5 separate regions of the Mus musculus genome follow, and all the other regions are linked to region 1. A link is a loop called in an ENCODE intact Hi-C map of the cell type or tissue named here. Cell type or tissue: heart. All regions are shown on one strand.

What was found. Peaks named below come from ENCODE experiments on the same cell type or tissue, not always from the same donor. Only the 100,000 strongest peaks of a DNase experiment are listed, where the experiment ranks them.
Region 2: a loop joins it to region 1, with 7 times the contacts of the local background. A loop is called at or near these places in 13 of 42 quality-filtered maps.
Region 3: it touches region 1 in a loop (4-fold over the local background); 6 of 42 quality-filtered maps call a loop at or near these places.
Region 4: it touches region 1 in a loop (4-fold over the local background); 5 of 42 quality-filtered maps call a loop at or near these places.
Region 5: it touches region 1 in a loop (5-fold over the local background); 4 of 42 quality-filtered maps call a loop at or near these places.

The regions. Positions count from the first base shown.
Region 1 is chr5:111,413,752-111,418,751 of GRCm38, forward strand. Mn1 (meningioma 1) reads left to right here and starts at 3,549. Exons shown (of 3, transcript NM_001081235.2): 1 at 3,549-3,912; 2 at 4,068-5,000. The coding sequence starts at 4,415. In heart, CTCF peaks have their summits at 630 (motif pointing right), 2,506 and 3,524; DNase peaks (open chromatin) are centred at 630, 3,460, 4,170 and 4,878; H3K4me3 peaks cover 3,157 bases; H3K27ac peaks cover 3,353 bases; H3K27me3 peaks cover 414 bases.
Region 2 is chr5:111,507,217-111,512,216 of GRCm38, forward strand. Gm36223 (a long non-coding RNA gene) reads left to right here and starts at 2,062. Exons shown (of 2, transcript XR_880575.2): 1 at 2,062-3,629; 2 at 4,751-5,000. RefSeq lists an enhancer at 1,418-3,277. In heart, a CTCF peak has its summit at 2,649 (motif pointing left); DNase peaks (open chromatin) are centred at 2,075 and 2,765; H3K4me3 peaks cover 1,528 bases; H3K27ac peaks cover 3,034 bases.
Region 3 is chr5:111,463,954-111,468,953 of GRCm38, forward strand. Gm42155 (a long non-coding RNA gene) reads left to right here and starts at 4,475. Exons shown (of 2, transcript XR_880574.3): 1 at 4,475-4,629. In heart, a CTCF peak has its summit at 2,039; DNase peaks (open chromatin) are centred at 2,218 and 2,658; H3K27ac peaks cover 1,864 bases.
Region 4 is chr5:111,488,756-111,493,755 of GRCm38, forward strand. Gm36149 (a long non-coding RNA gene) reads left to right here and starts at 2,125. Exons shown (of 3, transcript XR_389520.4): 1 at 2,125-2,285; 2 at 2,378-2,533; 3 at 3,317-5,000. In heart, no CTCF peak of the experiment used is centred here; DNase peaks (open chromatin) are centred at 2,066 and 2,926; H3K4me3 peaks cover 742 bases; H3K27ac peaks cover 2,271 bases.
Region 5 is chr5:111,528,388-111,533,387 of GRCm38, forward strand. No RefSeq gene overlaps it. Among named protein-coding and RNA genes, the nearest start is that of Gm36223, 22 kb to the left of the region's middle. In heart, a CTCF peak has its summit at 2,683 (motif pointing left); DNase peaks (open chromatin) are centred at 2,844 and 4,494; H3K4me3 peaks cover 1,007 bases; H3K27ac peaks cover 3,021 bases; H3K27me3 peaks cover 1,564 bases.

The DNA.
Region 1 (5,000 bases):
TAGCTTAGGCCTGGCAGTAGCCCCAGGATGCTGTCTGTGGACTGGAATTTGGGATCTGCTATTACCTTGCTCTGGGCAAATTCCTTGACCAAGAGAGGCATCTGTCAAATAGGTCAGGTCTGGACCTTGAAGGCACTGAGAAGATGAAGTCAGACTTTAGATGGGAAGCCCCCTGTATACAGCCAGATGAGAGGACACCTCACTGGCCTGTCCCTAGGACTGTCTCCTGTCTGTCTACTGCGCGTGTGCTGACAGGCACCCTTCAGATTTGTGTGGGCTGATGGGCAAATACGAGCATTGTGTCTCCTGCTCTCAGGGCTGTGCATTTTGAGCATGCGTATTTTTGTATGTGGACTTCAGAAGCCCTTCTTCAGCCCCAGTTGGAAGCTGTTCTGAGCAGCTAAGGGGACATTCCAGGCAGCTCCTCACATGTTACCAGCTCAGAGCACCCCAAAGTAGCCTCAGGGCCCCAGCCCATCTGTGTCCCTTCCTTCCTTTGCTGGTGCCAACATGCTCAGTAGTGGTGGTGTTGGTGGGGTACAGGAAGGGGGAGAGGAAGGAGAAGGCCCAGCTAGATGCCTGAGGCTCTGCAGCTCCTGGCTTGGTGCCGGCAGGGGCTCTGAGTCCGTTTGAGCACTAGGGGGCAATGTGTCTGTTTGAAAGAAACAGAAGCCAGCTCCAGAGGTGTGTGCACACACAGGCATATACAGGGGTGCCCACATCACAGAGGGTTCGAGCTGCGGTGCAAAAGGCCCCGCAGAAGAGCATATCCTCCTGCCAGTAGGACATCAGGCACACAAGGGCAGGGGTGAGGGCACCCAAAGGGCAGAGGCAACTGCACAGAGATACGTAGTTGCACACCCAGAGAGAGGTGGTGGCTGGGAGCAGACAACATCCACTTGAGTGCACACACACACACACACACACACACACACACACACACACACACCACAGTGGCCTCCAAAGATGCATGCATCTGCCATATATAGAAACACACAGGTGTAGGCTAGCCTCCTGGGGCAAGGACAAATGTAAGCGTAGTCCATTTATAGTGTTAAGGAAGGGGACCCTACCCACCCTCTTTCAGACACACACCCCAAAGTGCTGACTCTGGGAAAGAGCCTGGAAAATATATGCCCACCCCCTCCTCCCTTCAGATGTGGGGGCCCTCTACCAAAGAGTATGGAGTGACACCCCAAACCCTCAAACCAGTGCTTCCCAGACAGCAGGCCTGTGAGTCTTTCTTCCCAGCTCCTAACATCTCTTCCTAGTGCTCCAAACAGGCCCCCCCCCCACCACCTCCCGGTCCCCTCCAGAATACAAGACATTCCATCTCAACCTATTTAGAAGGCTACTGTCCGCAGGACAGAGGCACATGACCAGGTGTCACAGCTCTGCTACCTGGGGTCTCCTCCTGACATCTATTCCGGAACTCTTCCCCCTTTCTGCCCAGGAGGTTCAAGGGCCCTCAGCTCTGGGCCTGGAGGGTTAGTTGGGGGTGTCTAACGGGGTGCTCTTTCCTTTGTGCCTACACAGGCAAAGCCTCTGTCTTCTCGCTGGCTTTCCTTCCCTGTCACTTTGCTAAGTAATAATTTCCATGTCCAATTCCATTTCTTTTCTAGTTCTGAAACCTCTAAGCTATCAGCAAGAGGATAGTTCGCATGAAAACTAATTACACAAAATCAATATTTAATCACAGACCAACAACCTGATCCTGCAGAAAAATCCTTTTAAAACTCCACCACCCTGCACAAATACTTCTTCCCAATGCTTATTTATGGGCCCCGTTTTTTGGTGGGGGTAATTTTCATTTTTAATTTCAAAAGAAAAAAAAATCTGTAGACTGCAGGAAAAACCCGAGCTTGTTGCAGCTTCCTGAGAGCTTTTATTTCGAGTGTGTGAGGGTGGGGGTGGGGGTGAGTGAGTGTGTGGGGGATGGGTTTGTGTGTGTGAAAGAGTGTGTGTCTTGGGTGTGTGTGTGTGATTTCTTGAGACGTCTCTTGGGGCTTCCTGCCCCCCCTTCCTAAATCGAGCCCATTTTCCAACGTTTCTTTCCTCAGAAGCTCCAGGGAGTAATGAATCGGCCGCGAATGACACGGTAACTTTTAACTCATGCCCGCGACAGTGGAGTGCTTAATCTGAGGTTTTTAAATAAAAAGGGCTCCGGGTTGGTTTTATTATAACGTTTATTTCATTTCAGATTTCATGCGTAATTTAGCAAACGCTAGACAGACTTGGGCGATAAACACTTTCTTTTGTGGGGGGGGGGAAGGCATTTTTATACACCGTGCTTAATTTTATTTAGATTTAATAGCGATATCGGGGGCACTTCAACGAAAGTTTTTTTTTTTTCTTTTCCCCTCTTCTTTTAAGAATCCTGGCTTGCCAGCAAAATTGTCTCGCTTTATTTCATGACAAGGAAAATTAAAAGCCTTTCCGCCCCTCCTCCCCTACTTACACTTTGAGAGGAAAACTCGCACACGCATGCTGGCGCTTGGGTGCGCGCGCGTCCACAGAATAAACACCTCCACCTCCTATCACCTCCAACTTCTAACTTTTAATTGCAAGATAGATTTCAGCCTCTACTCCGTGAGGAGTAGAAAGATCTAAACAATTTTAAGTAAGATTATTGGGATAAATATTCCATATGAAATAGGGTAGGTATTAAATCACTCTTATTGATTTTAGTATCACAATCCAATTCCGTTCTTTGACCTCTTCAGTTTAATTGATCTTTTAAGGAGGCCAACTTCGCGCCCTTCAGGGCCTGGGCCTGCCTGCTTGTGGCCGCAGCAAGGTGTCGCCCCCACCCCCGCCCCCACCCCGTGCGCCCTTTGCGCGTCGCTCTCCTCAGGGTTTCGCATTGTCTCGCCTCGTCGCTCCCGCGCCGGGCTCACCCGAAGTGGCTCCACAAAGCGGCCGAGGGTGCGTGGCTTCTTCCCGGTGGAGCCAGCGGCAGAGAACCGGAAGCCGCGGACGGTGGGAGACTAGGGAAGGAGCGAGCCAGTCTCTGGTCGCAGAGACAACCTTACTTCGTGTTTCCCCTCGGCGATCACCTCGTGAACTTGCCAGGGCCGGCTCCCTGGGGCGCTGCCCCGGGCTGCAGCACAGGCGACACTTAGCGACTTTCCCTGGCGCGTCCGGGGACTCTGCCAGGCTACCCCATTGTCTGTGCGCCCCGCACAGCTCACCGCCCACCTCCCCGCCCCCTGCCCACCCCGCAGGTCGCGCTGGCTCCGGTTGGGGGTGGGGAGTTGAGAACAGCGTGAATGGGAAGGGGGCGGACAAAGCCTGGCTCCCGCCGTCGTCCTAGGCTCGCGCCCTCCCCAGCCGGGGGCACCTGGGGCGCACCCCCAACGCCGTAGCGCCGGACCCGGAGTAGCGCGGGTTGGTGGCCGGGCCTGCGCAGCCGGGACCCGGGACCACCTTAAGAGCGAGCCCCGCCCCCGAGCCCGCTCGGGCGGCGCTGATTGGTGCAGAGGTAATGGCTGGAATGGATTGCTGAAACGCAAAACTTGTTGCTGCTTCTCCCGGCGCCGGCGAGAGGCAGACGCGGAGCGGAATCCCGGACCTCGCAGCGCCTCGCCCGCCCCGCGCGCCCTGCTCGCCCGCGCGGCCCATTCCCGGGTCCGAGGGGACCCGTGGAGTGCGGAGGCGGGAACCACAGCTTCGGAACCGCCGGCCCCACGCCTCCCCTCCCGCGCGCGGCCCGAGACTCCCGCGAACTCGCGCGGCGACCGGCGATCGAGCCCGAGCCGCGGAGCCGCGGAGCCGCGCGTCTCCCGCAGCCTGCGTTCCCGCTCCGGCGCCCGCGTCTACTGCTGTGAATCCAGCACCGGCGATGAGGAGCGGAGCAGCCCGTCTTCCGAGCCGCTGAGGCTTTCGCCGCCGATCGCCCGCGGCCGACCGGAGGTGCGGGAGCCGGTGCGGCCCGGGAGCGGGGACTCGGGGCAGGGGAAGGACCAAGGGGCTCCGCTACGGCCCCAGCCGCCGCGCCGCGGACTCCAGAGGTGATCATTCTGCTCTTCCGTCCCCTTCCCTCCCCCCTATCTAACTTTTTGTCTCAGCTCGTCGGCCTCCAGGTCTCCTCTCCGCATACCCACCCGCGACCGTGCCATCGACCCGGGGCATGGGCCCCCCGACAAGGCTCCAGGAGGCGCCGCGGCCTCGCAAGACGTGAGAGGCCCGCTTGGGTCGATTTCGAGGTTCCGAAGAGCAGCGGAGAGAGCTCCTAGCCAGCGCCCGCGCGCTGGGCCGGGCGGCAGTGAGCGCTGCGCCCCGCGGTGCAGAACGTCCCGGAGCGCCGGAACCTCGGCTGAGGCGAGTACCTGGCCGGAGGCGCGCGGCGGAGCAGGCTGTCATGCCCTATTGATCCCCTCCCGCCCCCCCCCCGCCCCCCCCGCCCCCGCCAAGTATGTTTGGGCTGGACCAATTCGAGCCCCAGATCAACAGCCGGCACGCTGGTCAGGGCGAGGGGAACTTTAACGAAGCCGGACTGAGCATGAACGCCCACTTTAAGGCTCCTGCCTTCCACGCCGGGCCTCCTACTGGCCCCGTGGACCCTGCAATAAGCGCTCTGGGCGAACCCCCGATCTTGGGCTTGAACATGGAGCCCTACGGCTTTCATGCGCGCAGCCACTCCGAGCTGCACGCAGGGGGGCTGCAGGCGCAGCCTGTGCATGGCTTCTTCGGCGGTCAGCAGCCTCACCACAGCCATCCCGGAGGCCATCACCCGCACCAGCATCACCCCCACTTTGGGGGCAACTTCGGTGGTCCGGATCCAGGTGCCTCATGTCTGCACGGGGGCCGGCTGCTTGGCTACGGAGGTGCAGCGGGCGGCCTGGGCAGCCAGCCTCCCTTCGCAGAGAGTTATGAGCACATGGCGGAGAGCCAGGGGCCGGAGGGCTTCGGCCCGCAGCGGCCAGGAAACCTCCCGGACTTCCATAGTTCGGGCACCTCGGGCCACGCCGTGCCTGCCCCGTGCCTGCCTCTGGACCAGA
Region 2 (5,000 bases), 93 kb after region 1:
CAGCGGTGGCCTGAGAGACCTTCTCTGGTCTAGAACCACCTGCACTTGGGTTTCTCAAGCTTTGGTCAAGTTATGAACTCCCATGGGAACTAGACTCAGTTTCTCTTTTCTGTGTGCTTCCCACATGCCTGGTAGACAGAGGTGACTGTATAAATGATACAAGGGGAGTAGTGAAAACTTCTTGGTCCAGATTTTGTTGCGGCTTTGATAGAACCTGTGTGGCCTTTGTCTGCTGAGAGATCTGGACCAGGGAGCCTGGGAGGGGAGAGACTGTGGGATGCACAGGTCCTCTATAAGAGCAACCTGTGCTCATAACTGTTGAGCTATCTTTTCAACCGCCAGCATTTTTTTTTTTTTTTTTTTACTGTGGAAACTCTGAGGCTTTCTACTGTCTCCATAGTCCAGCCTCTGAGGGGAGCACAAATGGGAAGAGAGGGTCAGTGGTGCAGCCATGGCTTTGTGGACTGATCAGCCCCTCTCCTGCTGGCTATCCTGTGCCCTAGGAAGACACCTGCTCTCCCTTCCCAGCATCTCCTTCCCTTTCCTCTTTCCCTTCCTTTATTTGCCTAGTAAATATGGAAACAGTCCCACACACCCATCTGGCTATTCCATTTATCCATTAGATGATCATCTCTCCATCACTCACCCGTCTGCCCATATACCTATCCGTTCATTCACCTACCTGTTTATCTGTCCAACCATCCTTCATCAGTCCGTCACCCATCCTTCCACCCCTCATCCATTTATCCACCCATTCACGCATCCTCCATCCCTCCACCAACCCATTTCTTCATTTACTCATGTTTATCCATCCACTTAGCTACTACCCAGTCACCAACCAACCCATCCATCCATCCATCCATCCATCCACCTACCCACCCACTCATCCCCCATGCCCCCATCCATCCAACTAGACTTCCATCTACCCATTCACTCATCCACTCACCCATCCACCCACCCACCCATCCATCCACCCATCCACCTATCTACCCATCAATTCATCCTCTCTCTCTCTCTCTCTCTCTCTCTCTCTATATATATATATATATTATATAGCCAATCCATCCATTCATTAATCCACCATCCATCCATTAATCCATCCATGCATTCACCCGCCCATCCATCCATCCATCCATCCACTCATAATCCACCTATCTACCTATCCAGTCATCCACTAATCCATTGTTTAACTATCCACCCATCCATCCACCTACCTAATATCCATCCTTCCATCCATTTGTTACCTCTTCACCCATCTAGTCATCAAAAGCATGGTCTGAGTTTGGCTAGGCATTGTCCCAGGTCTGAGGAGGAAAAACAAGCAAGCCCTGGTTTTGCCCTTAAGGGGGATCTGACAGTGTGTTACTGTGTCATTGGATAGGGACAGTTAAGGGACTGTGGGTCTTGAGGAAGGACAGAGGGCAAGAATGTCCATGTGTCAACAAATCACCCAGTACTGCGGCTACACTGCAGTCAGGGTGGGCTTCCTGGAGGAGTGAGGGATGGTGAGGACCTTGTTGTAGAGAGATATGGAGAGGTTAAAGGGGAGGAAGGGTCCTGGCCAGTGAGACAGTATGGGCAAAGCTCTGGGGACAGGAGAAATGCAGGAAGGGCGGGAAATGAAACACAGCAGTACCAACTGCCCCCCCCCCCCGCTCCCCTCTCAGTGTGTTTGCTTAGGGGGTCTTTCAAACACCCATCTGGTTTACAGGCAGAAAGACTGAGGTTCTTGGAGCTGGGAGGCAGATAGCCTTATCATGCTCCTGTTGCAGGAGACTGTGCTCTGCCCCGGGAGACCCTCCGGAGCCCTGGGGGAGGGAAGCTGGAAGGCCCTGGGGAGGCCTGTGAGGCGGGTGGGGCGTGGGAAGACTTCAGACTGCTGTGGGATAGCAAGGCTTTGCTGTCACTCCTGGTCCCCTCCTTTGTCCCCATGTGTCACCGAAGAACGCACGCAGCCACAATCTTGATAAAGGACGCTTTGTCTGGCAGCCTCGGCGGGGGAAGGGAGAGAGTGGAAGGGGAGGCCCCCGGGCAGGAAAGAGTTACCCCTCCCCTCTGGCTGGCCCCGCCCCCACCTCGGGCTCTGGGCAGGAAACACCTATGCCCCACGAACACCCACATCCTCTGCCGAGCCCTGGATGGGCTTCCTGACTCGGGGTGCGCAGCTTCCCGTTTCTTTGAGCTTCGGTTTCCTCATCTGGAGGGAGTCATCTGTCAGCTCTGTGGATGGGTCCCGGGTTGAGCCACAGAGGCTGTGTGGTCCACTGTGCTGGCCTTAAGGATGGATGAGGGGAAAGCAGTCCCCAGAGGCAAGGTGCTCTCGGTCAGAGTCGCACAGCTTGGCCACGGCGATGTGATACAGCTATATCTCTCTCATGCGTGCCTGAGGGTGAGGGCGGGTGGCAGCCCCTTAGTTGTAGTCTTTGTTTGCAGGTGGCTGGAGCCCTGGGCAGGCTTTTGGCAGAGAGAAACACGTGGCCGTTTGAGAGTTCACTGTTCACTGGAACCTGTGAGGGAGAACTGTGGGTACCTGCTGCCCACATGCACTAGACACGAGGTAGCTGCCACGCAGGTCCCCGTCTGCTCTGTGCCTCGTTTCCCAGGTGTAGATCTGATGTGAGCACCACCTCGTGGTTTTAGAGGGCAGCTTCTATCATTGGCCACCCCCAAGGGTCACTGGGACAATGGTATCTGCTTCTGGCCACACAAAAGACTTTGTTCAAGGTCACAGCTTGGGTGAGCTGGGACTAGCCCAGCCCCTCCAGGCATTCCTGTGGAGGAAGGAAGGGTGTGGGTAGAGGGCTGTGGTCCTGGGGTGAGGAGGTCTTGTGGGCAGGAGGCAGCGAGTGAGCTGCTCTGCCCTGCTGGGCACTATCCTTTGTGAAGGAGCTGTCACACTGGTCTGGAGCTCAGGGACCTGGACCCTTGTCCCTGTCCCTACAGTGATGGATGTGAAACAGATGGGCTTAGTCATGGACCCATGGAAGACTCCCTAGATTTTCCCTAAGCAGCAGCAGCAGCAGCCACCAAGTCAGTCTGAAGCCTAGTTGTCCCCTGCGTTACCCCGAGATAGCCTCCACAGGAAATACAAGCCCAGAGAGGGACATGACTAATCAGGAGCCACACAGCTAACAAGAGACCCACTTCATGACCCCACCCCCACCCCCCAGGCTTTGACTTGGCAGCTGTGAATGGGGTAGAAGGGTAGGTGAGTCCTTCTGGGGAAGGTTTCCCAGGGGAAGGCTTGAATATGTTCTAGGTCTTGGCTGTGGCCAGTCTGTTGGGGGGAGGGGGTGTCTTACTTTAGCTCTGCTGCATGCTGTGTGACCTTGAGAAAGAGAACAAACTGCTCTGTGTTTGTTTCCCCTACACACAGGATGCAGATCTTCACAACGCTTATGTCCAAGGGTTCTGGTGAGAACAGAATGAAGTAGCTGCACTGCGGCACACTCTGTGCTCACTGAAGAACATGGAGGGGGTGCACACACCTGTGATACCATGTGGCAGAAGGAAACCATCTGCCAGTGGTACTTAGGGAGCATGGAGAGCCCAAGGCTGGGGTGTGGCCCCAGTGGCACCCTGGGGAGCCACCCCTCGCACCTGTGACAAGAGAGAGGCTGGAGATGCAGGTAATCCACAGGTAGTGGTGAGGTTCTGCCCAGAGCTAGAGCCAGGTAGGAGAAAAGGCCCTGTGACAGGGCTGGAACGGGATGGGGGAGGGATGACCATGACCACAGCCCGTGCACAATCTGCAGGGGGCCAGAACCCTGAAAGGAAAGGTTAGAAGTGTCAGAAGTCTCCCAAGGCCTAAGGAAGAGTGTTGCACACTCTGGTGGCTGCAGATTTCCGGGCCTCGTGGGAAGTAAATTTAGGGCAAAACAGCAACCAGAAAATGAACTGAAGCTGATGTCATGGTACGTGCCTGCGATTTCAGTGCCAGAAAGTGTGTGTGTGTGTGTATGTGAGTGTGTGTGAATGTGTGTGAGTGTGTGTCTGAATATGTGTGTGAATGTGTGTATGTATGTGTGTATGTGTATATATGTGTGTGTATGTGTGTATGTATGTGTGCATATGTGGATGTATATATGTATATGTTTGTATAAGAATGTGTGTGAGTGTATATGTGGTTGTGTTTGATTATGTGTGTATATGTGTATGTATGTGAATGTGTGTATGTGTGTGAGTGTATGTGTGGCTGTGTGTGAGTATGTATGTATATGTGTGTATATGTATGTGAATGTGTGTATGTGTGTGTATATGTATGTGAGTGTGTGTGTGTATTGTGTGAGTGTGTTGTATATGTTTGAGTTTATGTGTGTATGTGAGTGTGTGGTTGTGTGTGAATGTGTATGCATGTGAATGTGTGAGTATGTGTGTGTAGTGTGAGTATGTGTATGTATGAGTATGTGTGCACTGTGAGTGTGTATGTGTGTGTGAGAGAGAGAAGAGAGAGAGAGAGAGAGCAAGCGAAACTTTTCTGTTTGTCCTTCTTTGTCTTGGGTATATCTGCCATGTCCTCTTGGCTCTCACAACACATAACTTCAAGGATAAAAATAAGTATTTGCAAGGCAGTGATGGCCACAGGGTCCTTTATCCCCAAGGATGGCTCTGATCCAGTCCATTTTGTGGATGAGAAAAGAGAGTCTGGGGGAGTGACCCACACTGGCATCGCCACTTCCGACCTAGACACCTATCTCGTCTCCTGAACTGTGTCCACCCGCTTCTTGTGCTCTCTCATTTGTCTCCATAGAAGAGTCTGAGACCATCTGAAGGAATCCTGTGGATCTGCTAATAAACATGCAAAGGGGAAGCTTCACGGCCCTGGGCAAGGACTAGCAGCGTCTACACATGTGCTGCCTGCTGCATAGGGCTTTGCTCAGAGCCTCCGTGCTTCCCCGACTGGGAGTGCTACTCTGACACACCCCCTCAATGTCTGTGGCTTGGCGCAGGCATAAAAAAAAATCAAACCACTGTCCCCTGAACTGCTCAAGATCCTCTGC
Region 3 (5,000 bases), 50 kb after region 1:
TTTTCCCTCTGAAATTTCACAAACCAGACCTCCATCTTCTGCACTGTTGTCAACATTATCTTCCAAGCTCCTACACAACATCTGACAGAGCTCTTAACAATGAATGGATCTTCAAGCCCAAAGTTCCAAAGTCCTTCCATAGTCCTCCCCAAAATATGGTCAGGTTGTCACAGGAATACCCCACTCTGCTGGTACCAATTTGTTTTAGTCAGGGTTTCTATTCCTGCACAAACATCATGACCAAGAAGCAAGTTGGGGAGGAAAGGGTTTATTCAGCTTACACTTCCACACTGCTGTTCATCACCAAAGGAAGTCAGGACTGGAACTCAAGCAGATCAGGAAGCAGGAGCTGATGCAGAGGCCATGGAGGGATGTTCTTTACTGGCTTGCCTCCCCTGGCTTGCTCAGCCTGCTCTCTTATAGAACCCAAGACTACCAGCCCAGAGATGGCACCACCCACAAGGGGCCTTTCCCCCTTGATCACTAATTAAGAAAATGCCTTACAGTTGGATCTCATGGAGGCATTTCCTCAACTGAAGCTCCTTTCTCTGTGATAACTACAGCTGTGTCAAGTTGACACAAAACTCGCCAGTACACATGTGATGCACATGTGATACACATGTGGTGTACATGTGGTATACATGTGACACTCAGAGGAAAACCCTAAGAAGTCATTTCTCTCCTTCCACCTTTACATGGGTCCTGGAGATCAGTTAGGTTGTCCAGGCTCGCATGGTAATCACCTTCACCCTGAGTCTGATTATTAGCCTTTGTTTGTTGTTAATCCCAGTGGTGACCCTTGTCACATTTTAGATCTGAGTCTTGACTGGGCACATAGCTCCTCAGGAGAGTACATGCTTGAGTTCAATCCCAGCACTGAGAAGAAAAGCCAGAGTTAAAAGCTGGAGTATGACTTACACAAAACAGAGCACACAGACCCTAAGTGTGTAATTTGCTACTTTCACAAACAGACCTCCATGGGGATGAGCTCTCTACAAAATTCTTTCCCAACCATCCCTGGATAGATCCCCTCCAACACTGTGCAATGCAGAGCAGCTGCATCTACTCTGGGACCTTTAATGGCATGGACATTGACAGGAACACCCAACTATGCCTTCTCCTCTGTATAATGCTTTAAGTTGTCCTATCCACAATAATTGCTGCCTTTTTATTGCTGAGTAGTATTTCACTGTATGGACATACCACAGTCTGTTTACCTAGTCACTGTTGATCCATGTTTTTAATGTGTAGTTATCTGGGACAAATACTACTACTCTCGATAATAGTAGTTACTGTTCTAATGCTGTAAAGAGGCACCATGACCAGGGCAGCTTATAAAAGAAAGCATTTAATTGAAGTCCTGCTTATAGTTTCAGAGGGTGACTGTCATGGTGGTGGGGAGCATGGCAGGAGGCAGGTAAACATGTTGCTGGAGCAGTATAGCTGGGAGCTTAGATCAGATCCATGAGTAGGGAGGGAGGGAGGCCGAGGAGGGAGGGAGAGGGAAAGGGAACGACAAAGAAAGAGGGAAAGGGGGAGGGGGAGAGGGAGAGACAGACAGACACAGAGACACACAGAGACAGAAAGACAGAGAGACAGAGACTGGCAGAGAGACAGAGAGAGAGACAGACATAGAGACTCGAAGCCTGGTGGTATGGGCTTCTGAAAGCTCAAAGTCAGCTCCCAATAACACACCTCCTCCAGCAAGACCACACCTCCTAATCCTTCTCAAACAGCTCTGCCGGCTGGGGACCAAACATTCAAATCCACGAGCCCTTGGGAGCAATTCTTCAGAAACACCACGCTTCTCTCCCTGGCTGCTCTGTGGGTTTGCAGCCATAACATAATGCAAAATGCATTTGACTTCAAAAGTCCCCATAGTCTTTCACAACCTCAACACTGTTTAAAAGTCCAAAGTCTCTTCTGAGACTCCAGTCTCTTAACTGTAACTCCCCACACCAGGCGCTCCAGGCCTGGGCTCCCACGAAGGGAGGAGTGGAAGGAGGTTGTGCGGGCACTGACTGCAGGCCCCAGGACTTCCTGCATGTGGCGTGCTTGGAAAGTCTGCTTCTGTCTTCCCAAGAGCCTTGCATGGGTGGGGCTGGGGGGAGCAGCGTGTCCCTGAGCAGGGCTGCTCTGGTCCCCACAGGTCCGGCTGTGCAGGCTGCTGTTCCTCAGCTAAAGGTCTGTGCACACAAGCAGCCATTGTCTGGTCCAGGAAATCGGTCCTCCCAACCGACAGGAAGGGGTGGGGGCGGATCCGCATGGGAATGTCTGCTGGAGAAGGAGAAATGATGTCACGGCAGCCATAAAAGGCAAAGGCCCTGAAAGTGCAGGCTTCCTTGCTCGGTGGGGGCAGGAGTCTCTTCCAAGAGGCCTGTCCCTGTCATGTGGCCCCTGGGGAAGCGGGTCCTGAAAAGGAGGTCGCCCCCCCGTCGTCCCCCCCCCCCCCCGCTGCCTCGTGGGACGGACAGGAGGGATTTTGTGTGTAGCCTTGCTTTTTGTGGCGCTGGGGATGGAACCCAGGGCCTTGCGTGTGGCCAACAATGGCTCTCCCACGGGAGATTGCCACACCCCAGCCTCTGTGATAATTATTTCCTAATTCCCAAGGGAACCTGCGGCCATCTGGTTCTTCCTGTGGCACTGGGAAGGCACCTCCAGCCTGTGCTAAGGTCTCTTTTGCTCGGCTCCCTTATGTGAACACACCCAAGCCACTGCAGGCCTGCCGGGGCGGGGCACAGCTATGGGTGAAGAAGCCAGCCAGGTTCCCTTCTGCAGACAGCCAGCACCTACGGGGACTGGAAGACCACAGTGGAATCTCATCCTGGAGACCCGGGGGAGTGGGTGTGTCTGAGAAGGAAGTCCTTGTGTAGGGTGAGAAGTCAGAGGAGACCCCCAGGGGAGTCTTAGCATCACATGATGTATGGGAATCCACCGTATTGGTGGCAGGGACTCGGTGAGCAGGAGCAACGGTTTGGCAGACAGAGGGAATAGTGACAGAGTCAGGAAAGAGTCCACCAGTGTCCCTGCCTAAGGAAGGGTGGCTTTGAGATAAAGTGACCAGTGTCAGTCTGCCAACTAGGCTCTGTGTATGGCCATTGGTGATGCTGGTGCTGGTGATGGTGATGACGATGGTGATACTGATGGAGATGATGGTGGTGATGGTGATTATGGTGGTGACGATTATGATGGTGATTGTGATTATGATGGTGGCCGTGCTGATGGTGGTGATGGTATGGATGATGGACCCATGGCACCTTGGTGGCTCTTGCTTCTTGCCTCTGGAAGCCAGAGTCAACATCAGTACCTGCTGCTCATCAGAACCACCTGTCTGGCTGCACTCCATATGACACAATGACACAACAGTAGCTGAGCCTCTGGGGCAGTGGTTCTCAACTTTCCTCACGCCTTGACCCTTTACTACAGTGCCTCACAGTACAGCCACCCTCCCCCCATGAGAGGTTGCGACCCACAGGTTGAGAACCACTGCTCTGGGGTCTTTTACACCCCCCCCCCCCCAGTAACTCTGGAGAGGGTATTTGTCACCTTCTGTCTCACAAACATACAGAGGTGCACTGCTGTTGGACATTCACTCCAGGTCTTCTGGCAGTCATTTATACCAAAGCCACTTCTGCCGTGAGTTTTCTGGGGTCCCTGGTAGTACCCAAATATTAATGGGATCCTCACCTCAGGAACATTGGCCACTTCAGTTTCTTGTAGCTCCTTGTGGCTTCCTGAAGCAGACACTCTTTTTAATCCCCATTTGGCTTGAGAGCTGAGTGACTTGCCAAAGGCCAAATGGCTAGAAGACACAGAGCCTACCCTCAGGTGTTATCTCTCATAGCTGGTGTGTGTGACTTCTGCAACGTAGGTGGACTGAAAGGCCACTGTCCCGCCTCTTTACGCTTTGGCTTTTGGCTCCTCTGTGCGGCACAGGGTTGACTTTCTGTTCCTCAAACCAAGGCACAATCAGTCATGACACCTGCAAGGAGGTGTAGACAACACAAAAGCATCTCCTTTGACTGGGGGTGGAGGGCTGCACCCCCAAGATCAAGGGGAAGCCCTGCCCTTGCTGAGGCTAACAGAAGCTGAAGAGAGGCATTTTCTTCAGTGGGGAGCCACCAGCAAGCTGTCCGGGCTTCTTTTAGCAACCCCAGTGGAACTCATTGGATCATAAAACAAAGCAAAACAAAAAACAAAAAAGAAAACCAACCAGAAAACAAACAAACAAACAAAACAAAACCCCAAACAAAATAACCCCCAAACCACAGAAAACCCGAGAACAACAAAGATGTCACACAGTAGGTGTTGCTAAAAGTCACACAGTGGGTGTTGCTAAAATTCCTTCCTTGAGGGAGAAGTAAAACATCTACCCCTCCTCCCAGGGTTCAGTGACAAATGGAGTCCGCCAAAGTTCCCTCTGGGTAACCAATGAGTTTATTGGACTTCCCCACAGACCAAAGGTGAGGGGTTACCTACAGGAATGCAGGAGAAACTCCTCATACCGGCTACACTGGAAAGTGTTTACTCAACAGAGAGGGCTTCCCCTGGTAGCACAAGAAGGAGCCCCTCCAACCCACAGTCTTTCCTGCCAAGCATTGGCCAGTGGCAGAGCAGCTGGATACCCAGGTGAGGACATCATTCCCTATGCTAAGATGGGCATAAACCATCAAGCAGCCCACCTGGGATGACTCTTAGTTAGGGGGCAATTCCCCGAGATGAATTCCCCAAGACAGTGTTGCTTGGAGGATAGCTACTCATGAGTGGACTTCTGATGAGGACTCCCTTCCAGCTTTCAGCAGCCACCTCCACCGCCTTCCTCCTCCTCCTCCTCCTCCTCCTCCTCCTCCTCCCCTTCCTCTTCCTCCTCCTCCCCTTCCTCCTCCTCCTCCCCTTCCTCTTCCTCCTCCTCCCCTTCCTCCTTTTCCTCCCCTTCCTCCTCATCTTCCTCACCCTCCCTCCTCCTCCTCCTCCTCCTCCCTCCTCCTCCTCCCTCCTCC
Region 4 (5,000 bases), 75 kb after region 1:
GATGCTGGGCACCCAGCACACTGTAGAGTACAGATTGGGGGGAGGGGGGGCTGGGGTCCGGCATCAACGGCGAAGGATGCGGATTCTAATGTGTACGTTCTACTGAACGGGCCTCCCGTTTGCACCATTGTAATACAAGGAGGAAAATCATGACTGGACTTGGGACAAGTCCACGCTGGATCTGTAACTAGGCGCTGGCTGCTGCAACAAGATTAGTCAGTGTTTTCCCCATAAAAAATGGGCTTTCCACTAATGAGGCAGCCTCTGGCTGGCCTGTGCTCCTCCCTGAAACCCCCGAGGCACTTAGGATGCTTCCATTCTTGACCTCTGTATTCTCCAGCCCGAGGGTGTCTTCACCTGGAGGGAGGAAGGAGAAAGAAAGTGTTACACCTGTTTATCAACCATGACAGGAAGTAATCCACATCATCTTCTCTCAGTCTATTGGCCAGAGAAAACCACATGACCTCCACCTAGCTGCAAAGCCACCTGGGATATGTAGTTTGGGTGCAAGGAGTTCTCTCTCCTAGAGAAAGCGGACATCCTTGGTGGTCTCTTCTGCTCAGCACAGGGCTCCCTCAATTTTAGGTGAAGACTCAGGGATGAAAAGAATGGCATAGGCCTGCCAGGGGCACGTCCTGGGATCGTCCAGGGAGTCAGAGCTGGGGCATCCCTGGCAGGGGTCATCCTGGGCTCATCCCAGCTGAGGGTGTATATAGAGTGTGCGTCTTCTGCATTCAGGAATGATGTTGGAGCTGGAACCCATGACATCCTTAGACAGGATGCGACAAGAACAGTTTTCTCCAGGGGAGTCCCTGGGATCCAGTACATGCCACCTATGGCTACAGTGAACCCCCAAATAGCCTCATCAGAATGCCCTCTCTTCTGGGGATTGAATCCAAGGCTTTGTGCATCCCAAGGAGCACTCAGCCACGGAATTACGAATCCCATTTATATTTTGAACCAACTAACTTGCTCAGGTTGATCTTGAACTCACTCAGGCCAGCCCCAAACTTGTAATCTTCCTGCCTCAGCCTGGTGAGTTGCTGGGGTGACAAGCTGGGGCCACATCCAGGTCAGAGAATTTTCTTTCTATTACTTTTGCCCAGGTCACAGTCCAGGCAGTGACTTAATGTGGCTGTGTGCCTTACACAAAGTTTCACAGCAGGACAGGGGAAGACTCAGGGTGCGTACTCAGTTTGCAAGGTGAATGATCATCTTAGAGGAAAGATCCCTACCATGGGGGGGGGGCAGGGCACAGACAGGTGGGGAAGGACCCTCCACCCTCTCCCAGAAAAACTACAGACAAGATGGCCCACTGGGCTGGGCATGCAATCAGCAAGCCTCTGGCTAAGGAGCCATGAGTGGCAACTTTGTGGAGCCTCTAGCTGCTTCCTGCATATCACAAAGCCTTCTGAGGCCCTGCTAGTGGTCTGAGTAGGCTCTGTGCTCAGGTATATTTGTGCATCATCACTGGGTGTGTCCAGTTTAACACAGTTAGGCATACAAAGAACTAGGCAGGAATTTGTTGAGCCAAGGTTAAGAAGCACCAAGAGATGGTGTACAGTGTACATTGTACACACATTGCCCTCCTCTGTATTCTGTATCTCTCTATGTATGTATCTCTCTATGTATGTATCTCTCTATGTATGTATCTCTCTATGTATGTATGTATGTATGTATGTATCTATCTATCTATCTATCTATCTATCTATGTATCTATCCATCCATTCATCCATCCATCCATCCATCCCATCCAACAGTCTATCTGGGGATGTGCAGGTACCAGACCCTAATCTAGAAGTTTCATAGGCCTGGAAAGAAGGTCCCATGAACACCTCCACTTCAACAGAGAAACCAAGATGTTGCATGGCTCCTCAGTGTTCAGCCAACCTAACTCTTGGTCCCCTCACTGTGTCTGCTCTGTGTCACTGCCCCATGACCTGTCTGGGTCCTTCTGAGCTGGGAGGAGACAACAGGCTGGCTGCCTTTGAGTGAAGACCATGTGACCCTTAAAGACCCTTCCTTCCCTGGGTAGCTCAGCTTCTTTGGCCCCTGTCCCGAGTCACAAGAGGCTCAGAATGGTCTCCAGGCTTCTATAATTAGGCCTTGCCTGCCGCCAGGCCAACAGATTCTCTAGCTTGGCTGAGATAACCAAGTCTGGCACTGAACAGAGCCCTTTGTCGACTCTTTGGCTCTTGCAATATCCAGAGGAAAGGCGTCCTCACTGATCTTCCACTGGGGAAGCCGAGACCCCAGGAGGGTCAGTCTCTGTTGGAGTCAGTCAGGTAGGAGGGAGCTGAGGCTTGATTTAAACCCTGACTCCTGAAGCTTTGGTAACTATGTGTGTCAGCGGTCCATGGTGTCCCCACATCTCCAGGTCGAGGAGTCACCAGATGTGACAGGAAAAGAGGCTTGTGCAGAGAGCTGGGGCCATTCTTCTGACATCTTCAGTTCCTCCTTCCCTTCCTCCATCTTGCTGCCCGCATGCCCCTCCTTCAAGAATGCTTTTCATGGTTGTCAGCCTACTCCACAGGTATTGCTTCATCAGTCGAGCCTTCCCTGCTCTTCCCTTCTTTGGGCTGAGTTCTGGAAAAGCCACCAGTGTCTCATCCCTGGGTGATGTGATCTCGTGAGTACAAACCACAGATCTCTTATCCTGTGTAGACTCTGGTCTTGAGGACCAAGCTGGGCACGTAGTAGGTGTTCTATAAATAGGTTTTGAAGGGATGACTGAGGATTAGGGCTTCTGGATCAGGGTGGGGGGAGGTGAGGGCAATGTCTGATGGTAGCCTGCATGCCCCAGAGTGGGGTCTCTTCAAGCTAGGGGGTGGGATTCATAAGGATAGAAGCCAAGCTGTGGAGGAGTCAGGCCATGATGAGGACGAGGACAGTGTGGCCTCTCTGTGACTCAGGACTTGGACACTGGGTTGACTGCTGGGTGGGAGTTAGTTAGTTTCTGGCTTGTGGCCTGGAAATTAGGACAAGCTGATAGGTTTGGTCCAGATTCAGGGACTTGCATGATGGACAACCAGGCCCTGGTGATGCAGTAGATGTATGGTGATGACCTACTGGGGTCTGAGCTGGGAAAAGGGCACTTGCCATGGTTGGCAGGTTGCCATCTCCCTGATGCCAGGTGTGTTTATCGGCTCGTTTAGAAGGGATGAAGGGGAGCGCTGGTAGACCTCAGGTTCTTCTCTTTATCAAGATGCCTAGCAAGCTTCAAAGGCATCTGAGGGCTGAGGATGAACTCAGAGGTTAAAATGCTTGCCTGATAAGTGTAAGGACCAAGTTCAGATCCCCCCTAAATCTCCTTTAGTGCTAGTGGGCCTGGTAGCTTACCCGGCACCCCAGCCATGGAAGATGGAGACAGAACCCAGCAGAACAGACTGGACAGGAAGACATGTCAGCAGCTCTGGGTTGGACTGAGACTCCGCCTCAAAGAATAAGGCAGAAGAGTGTCAGGATGATTCCAGACAGCAACCTCAAGGCTCTACATGCATGAACACACAAGCTCTGCCAGAATGTATGCATACCATGTACACATGCGGGCCCCCATGCAAGCATGCATACCCACAAGCACACATGCCACACACATGAAACAAAAAACAAAAATAAAGCGTTTGGATGTAGTCATGCTTCCTATTCTTGAAACAATCCATGCGTTGGGTCCTACCGTCCCACCCATTTTACAGAACTCATCACTGAGGCACATACAAGTGTTGGGCCCAATCATTGTACCCATTTTATAGAACTCATTACTGAGGCACACACAAGTGGAGCCACTTTGTTAGGGTCACACAGCCAGAGCTTTGAACCTGGCCCACTGTTCCCAGAGCCCATCTCGGCCACCACCTCTCCCTACTGTGCCTCCTTACTCTAGGACAAAGAGGCAGAAGAGGCAGAGGTTACAACCTGTGGGAAGGAAGAACAAAACTACCCCTCTCCTTCCATGGTCCCAGGAGTGTGTGCACCTACTGGGCTCAGCTGGTGCCCCAGTAAGACTGATTTGGCAGATGCAGTGTGCTAGCTTCAGCAGCTGGGCTTCTGATTGCCGATTTCTGCTCTGGAAACTCCATCAAACGCTCTCAGAAAGCTGGAGACCCATGGTGTGTGGAGACCTCCCTGCCTGGTCCTGTGTCCCTCACCCCATTAGTCCCTTTCCCCAGGCTTTCCCTATCCATCTCACCTCCTGTCTAGTTGTCTCAGATTCTCCTGTCTAGTTGTCTCAGATTCTCCTGTGTGCGCGTGTATATGTATACATGTGTGTGTGTGTGCGTGTGAGTATATGCATGCGTATGTGTGTGCATGCATGTGTGTGCATTAATGTATGTGTGCATGCATGTGTACTGTGTGCATGTGTATACATGTGTGTGCATGTGCTTATGTGCATGTGTATGTGTGTGCATGTGTATATATACATGTGTGTGAATGGAAGTCCAAGGATCTAGCAGTTACTCAGTCTCACACAGCAAGCAGGCGAAGGAGCAAGAGCAAGACTCTCTTCTTCCAATGTCCTTATATTGTCTCCAGCAGAAGGTGTAGCCCAGATTAAAGGTGTGTTCCACCACACCTTTAATCCTGGATGACCTTGAACTCGGAGATTTAATCTTCTGCAATCCATAGCCACTATACCTCAAGATCTCCATACCAAGATCCAGATCAGAAACTTCTATCTCCAAGCCTCCAGATAAGGATCACTGGTGAGCCTTCCAATTCTGGATTGTAGTTCATTCCAAATATAATCAAGTTGACAACCAGGAATAGTCACTACAGCATGTGTTCATGCATGTGTGTATACATGTGTGTGCATGTGTGTATGTACATGTATTTGTGTGTGCATGTGTATACATACATGTGTGCATGCATGTGTGTGCTCATGTACATGTGTGCATGTGCTCATGCATGTGTATATACATGTGTGTGCACGTGTTCATGCATGTGTGTATTACAGGTGTGTGCAAGTGTGTGCTCGTGTGTGTGTGTGTGTGTGTGTGTTCAAA
Region 5 (5,000 bases), 110 kb after region 1:
GCCCTGCTATAGGTAGAGTGGCTTCCACCACATGCCTGAAATGCTCTCAATGTGGTCTGGACTCTGAGCATCCACCCCAGCTGTTTCCTTTGCCCAGAAGCCTTTCCCTACACCAACCCTATTTCCCCCTTTGCTTTTACAGTCTAGCAGGGGGACACAGCGCAGAGACATTCAATAACTTGTCTGGGGACCACAGCAAGAGTAAGCAGAGTCCCCTGAGCCCATCAGCAGCACCATGTCTCTGTGGTACACACCAACTACTCCAGCATCACCAGATCCACAAAGGCTTGGAGATGACAATCCAACCACAAAGTGTGCACGTGTGTGTGGATATGGATGTGTGTATGTATATGTGTGTGTGCATGTGTGTGTTGTGTATATATGTGTATTGTGTGCATGTGTGTGTGCATGTGTGTTGTATGTATGTGCATGTGTGTGCTGTGTGTATCTGTATGTGTTGTGTATATGTGTATGTGTGTTGTGTGTATGTGCATGTGAATGTGTGTGCTGTGTGTATATGTGTATGTGCATGTGTGGTGTGTGTGTGTTGGGGCTGAGGCCCAGATAGGAAGCAAGGCATGCCCAGGGCACTCAGTGGGCTGTCTGCAGGCCAAGCCAAGTTCTTTCCATCTGCTGGACTCCTAGGACTCAGTTCCCCAGCAGGGTAAGTGTGGTATGGGTGTCTGTCTCATTTCTCTCTGTGTTTGGGATGTAGCGGGAAGGAGCAGAAGCCTGGAGCAAAGGCTTGTCACTGCTCACAAGGATCTGCTATTCAGGTCACTGGCTGGGGCCACGAGGCAGGGAAGGAGGAGGGTCAGCTGGCTGGACCATAGGGGGGCTGCAAGGCCCCAGGAGCTGTCACCGCTGACTGATGGATAGGGACAGCTTCCAGTCACTGGCCATCCCGCCACGAGCCCCGTGGCCATCTCTGTGGCCGCCCACTCTGGCCTCCAGCCCAGAGCTTTGCTTTGAATGTCCACAAGGTCTTTGTTCCTGATATGAAGCTAGGCCTGAGGGGCTGAGGGGCCCCTTTCAGGGGAAAGAGCTGCCAGCGGTGGCTTTCCCTGCCTGCAACCCCCACTGTGTCCATCTAACCTGCGGGCAGGAGGGGCCAGCTGGGACAAGGGATCTTAGGAAGGGGAAATGGGGGCAAATAACCACCAAATTCCACCAAGCAGGGACTAGGGATCACGCCTTTTAAGACTGTGGTAATCAAGGCACAGAGAGGGCAACAGTCTTGAGAGGTCCAACAAGCTAGAGGCAGGGTTTGAGCTGACTCCAAGGCAGTCCGATGGTGCTGTGCGGTGAGCACCTGTTGGGCACCTGGCTGACTTGTCTCTGCAGACAGAGCCATTTCTGGTCACTCTGCATCTGACTGTGCCTCCTCAGACAGGCCGGTTCTTTGAGCCTCAATTTCTTTTTTTCAACAAGCGATATTTACTTATAGAGGACCTCTTGTGCTCTCAGGACCCTGGGGAGATACACATCAGATACAATCTCCAGTCCCAAAGCACCCACAGGATCAGATAAGTCAGCAGATAGCATGTGAGGGATGAGTTGTGCTTGGTGGATAGAGGCAGACACGGGACATAAGCAGTTCCACTGTGAATATGGCTCCTAACAAATGTCTTCAGAGAGCAATGTGGGTCTAGGCAGGGGTCACTGGTGGCTGGGATGAGCCAGTGGAAGAGCTGAGGCAGAGGCAGTGGGGCAGTGAGGTGTCCAAGCAAGAGATGATGGGGGCTGGTTCCCCACCACCTTGTGCAGGCTGAGCTATGGTTCAGGGATGGTGAGGACACCCATTATAGATTCATCCTATGACCTCATGGTTTCCCTCCAGAGGGGTAACAAGGTTGCAAATGGTCGTGACAGTTGGAAGGTTCAGTTACTTGGTACCCATCGGCTGCAGGTTCATGGACAAGAAAGTGGAGCCTGAAGCAACCACAGAGGGAAAAAGAGAATCAGAACTTGGTACATGGGAGGCAGGAGACTAGTGTGAGACACTTGAAGGTGAGAGCTGGGTGCTGTCAGGAATGAATTGGTGCCACTCAGATGTCACCAAATAAGCTCAAAACTATCAGATGTAAAGGCTGAGTCAGGAGGATTGCTGAGAGTCTAAGGTCAGGCTGGGCTAAACAGTGAGGGGAATTTCAAATGACAAATGTTATAATTTACCAAAAGTTAAAACAAATGATACAATGTATCAGAACCACCATCCAGCTTGTGCAGGTAAACGTATGGGACCTGAGTTGTATTGAACACAACTGTTATTAAAGAAATGGACAAGCAAATGGGGGCCAGCCATGGGCGGGAGACGTATCTCAGGGGGCATGAAGGTACAGTGTGAAAGGTTTGTCAAATAGTGACCAGGTCACTCCATCCCTTCTTAGTGAACACGCTACCCAGAGCCTTCTGGGAAAATCCTGACTGATTTGCTGTGTGTCTTTTGGAAAATCACATGACCTCTCTGAGCCTTGGTTTTCATCTTCTATGTATCAGCTATCTGTTGAGGGCCCGAGCTGCTCAGGGGGTCAGAGGCTGCGAATGCTTTCTTTCAGTCCTTGGCACACTGGAGAGGACACAGGGGGGCCGGAGGGCCTGGAGGCCTGGCCGAGTTTGGTGAGATGGGGGAGGGAAGGAGTCTGCACTGGGCTGAGCCAGTCTCAGCACAGGGTGGCGCCCAGTTTGGCCTGGCCCCAATGCCCTTACCCCCTCTCTCCCTCCTTGCCCTCTGCTGGAGCTGGTCACGGATCCCATTCTTCTGGCAAATGATCTCCATGTGTCTCGGGTTGGGTTTCCCCTCGTCTGGCCCGTCCCCCTTGGGAACCTAGGCCCCCCACGGTCTGACCCCGAGAGGGGCCGGCAGGACGCGCCTGGCATCTGGTTTAACCATCAGAGCCGGACTTGTTTCGGTTTTAATGACCCGTGGAGCCCTCAGGAGAGGGAGTGAGCCCGGGATGAACAGGCACAGGAGGTGGGAGGGCGGGAACAGGACACAGCAAACAGATTAATGGGACGGGCAGAGAAAAACGCTCACTCACTCCTGCAAGCCTTGCAGGGAAGAGCTTCCCTTCCCACATGGGCTGCAGCTGCATGCGCTCCCTTGCGTGGCTCCTTCACTTGGCCTTTCTTCTCAGTGTGTGCTCACTAGTCCTCTTTCCATTGGTCCGCCAGCATCAGCCCTGCACTTTCCCTTGCCTCACGTCCCGGGGGACCCTACTTCGACCCCCATATTGGCTCTTTCTCAGACTTATGGGTGACATGGAACAGTGGGATTGCTTCTGCTCAACCATTGTGCAAGTGAGCAAGGAAGTGGTGTGGGCGGTGGGGATCATGCTTATTTGGTCCTTGCTGTCACCTGAGCTGCTGGTGCCTTCTTACAAAGGAACCCTACAGGAACCCTCTACTGGCTTCTCACAACCCTGGTTGTGGCTGTCCTCCTACTCTGAGGCTGAGAAGAGGCAGGTTCAGAGAGGTTTGGTTACTAGCTCAAGGCTGCACAGCTGTTACAGGTCACACCCTGGATTCATGCTCTCCTGATTTCCGTTCTTGAGAAAAGTTGTGTGGGAGGCAGAGAGCCCTCTGCCCTTTTAACTGTCCTTTGAACTGGGACAGTTTCTAAGTGCTCATTCAACCCCAGCCTTGCCTGTCTTCTGGGCTCCAGATTCCAAATCTGACCACAGAGAGAATCGTTTTGTTGTTGTTGATGATGATGATGTTGTTTGGGGGAGCATATAGGGTGAGAAGATGGGCTCCAATTTCTCAGAAGGGTAAACTGAGGTTCAGGAAGGCCAATGACCCCAGGGGAGGCTACAGCCAAGCCAACTCAGGGTAGAATTCAATTCCAGGCTTTATTTATGGCCCCATTTCATAGTTCATTTGGGTTTATTTCTATCTCAGTGTGAAGCTGCCCAAGGATGTCTCGGATCTTGTCATCCTCAGATCACAGCCACGGGGTACAGTGTTAGGATAGATGGGGCTTGCAGAGGCAGGGGGATTGCTGAACTTCAAGTCTTCTGTCTGTCTCCCAGGAGCGTGATGACCAAATCTCTTCTGTCTAATGGGCACAGCCCTGTTCTCTGTGTGTTCTGGAGGGCAAAAACAGGTTGATGGTGAAATCTGTGCTGTGCTTGGAGTGGAGCCTGGCACACACAGGCGCCTACCACCATCCTGCCTGTTGGCAGCATGATGTATCGCCATTTCTGATTAATGGTGGCTTGGCGCGGCACCGGCCAGGCCTGGGACAGCTTTTGGAACAGAAATAGCTTATTGTCCTGGGACCTGGGGAAGAGCAGGGCTATGGTGCCAGCCTCTCCAAGCCTCGATGTCCCTGTCTGTGGGATGGGTCAGGCCCTGTCCTCATCAGTTGGAGCTCTGCCTGCAAACTGTTCAGGAGCAGATGCCAGCTCAGCTCTGCTCCTGGGTGGGTGATGGCCAAGATTAGGTTTCTGAGCCTCTATGCCTGCTGGACTGGAGAGGGCCTCACTGGTCCTCCATCCTTACTGAAAATAGCCTTGCAAATCCCTCTCGTAAAACCCCAGCCTCCCACCCCAGGCCTTCCAGGGACATACCAGAAACTAAAATAGAGTTGAGATCAGCTGTACCCTGACTCCGGTACCCACCTGACTTGGCCGGCTCCTCTGCAGCTCTGCACAAAGTTCTAAAGATGGCTATCAGGTGGGCCCATTTTCCATCCCGGTTAGGTAGTGGCCTAAGCTGTTTCTGGGGACTCAGGTCAGAAGTCAGAAAGCAATGGGGGCTTCTGTCACCAGCTTAGAAACCCTCAAACACACATCTGAAGCAATTTATTCCACTCTGGCCTATGAACCTGGGGGGCTGGGCTAAGCTGTTTAGTTGTGTTATGAAGGCTGGTAAAATCATGAATTGAATAGATGGATGGACAGATAGGCATATGAATTGTACGGATAGGTGGGCAGACAAACAGATGGACAGTGTCTGCCCAGCTGCATAGAAAACCCTGGACTTTCTTTCCTCTTGAC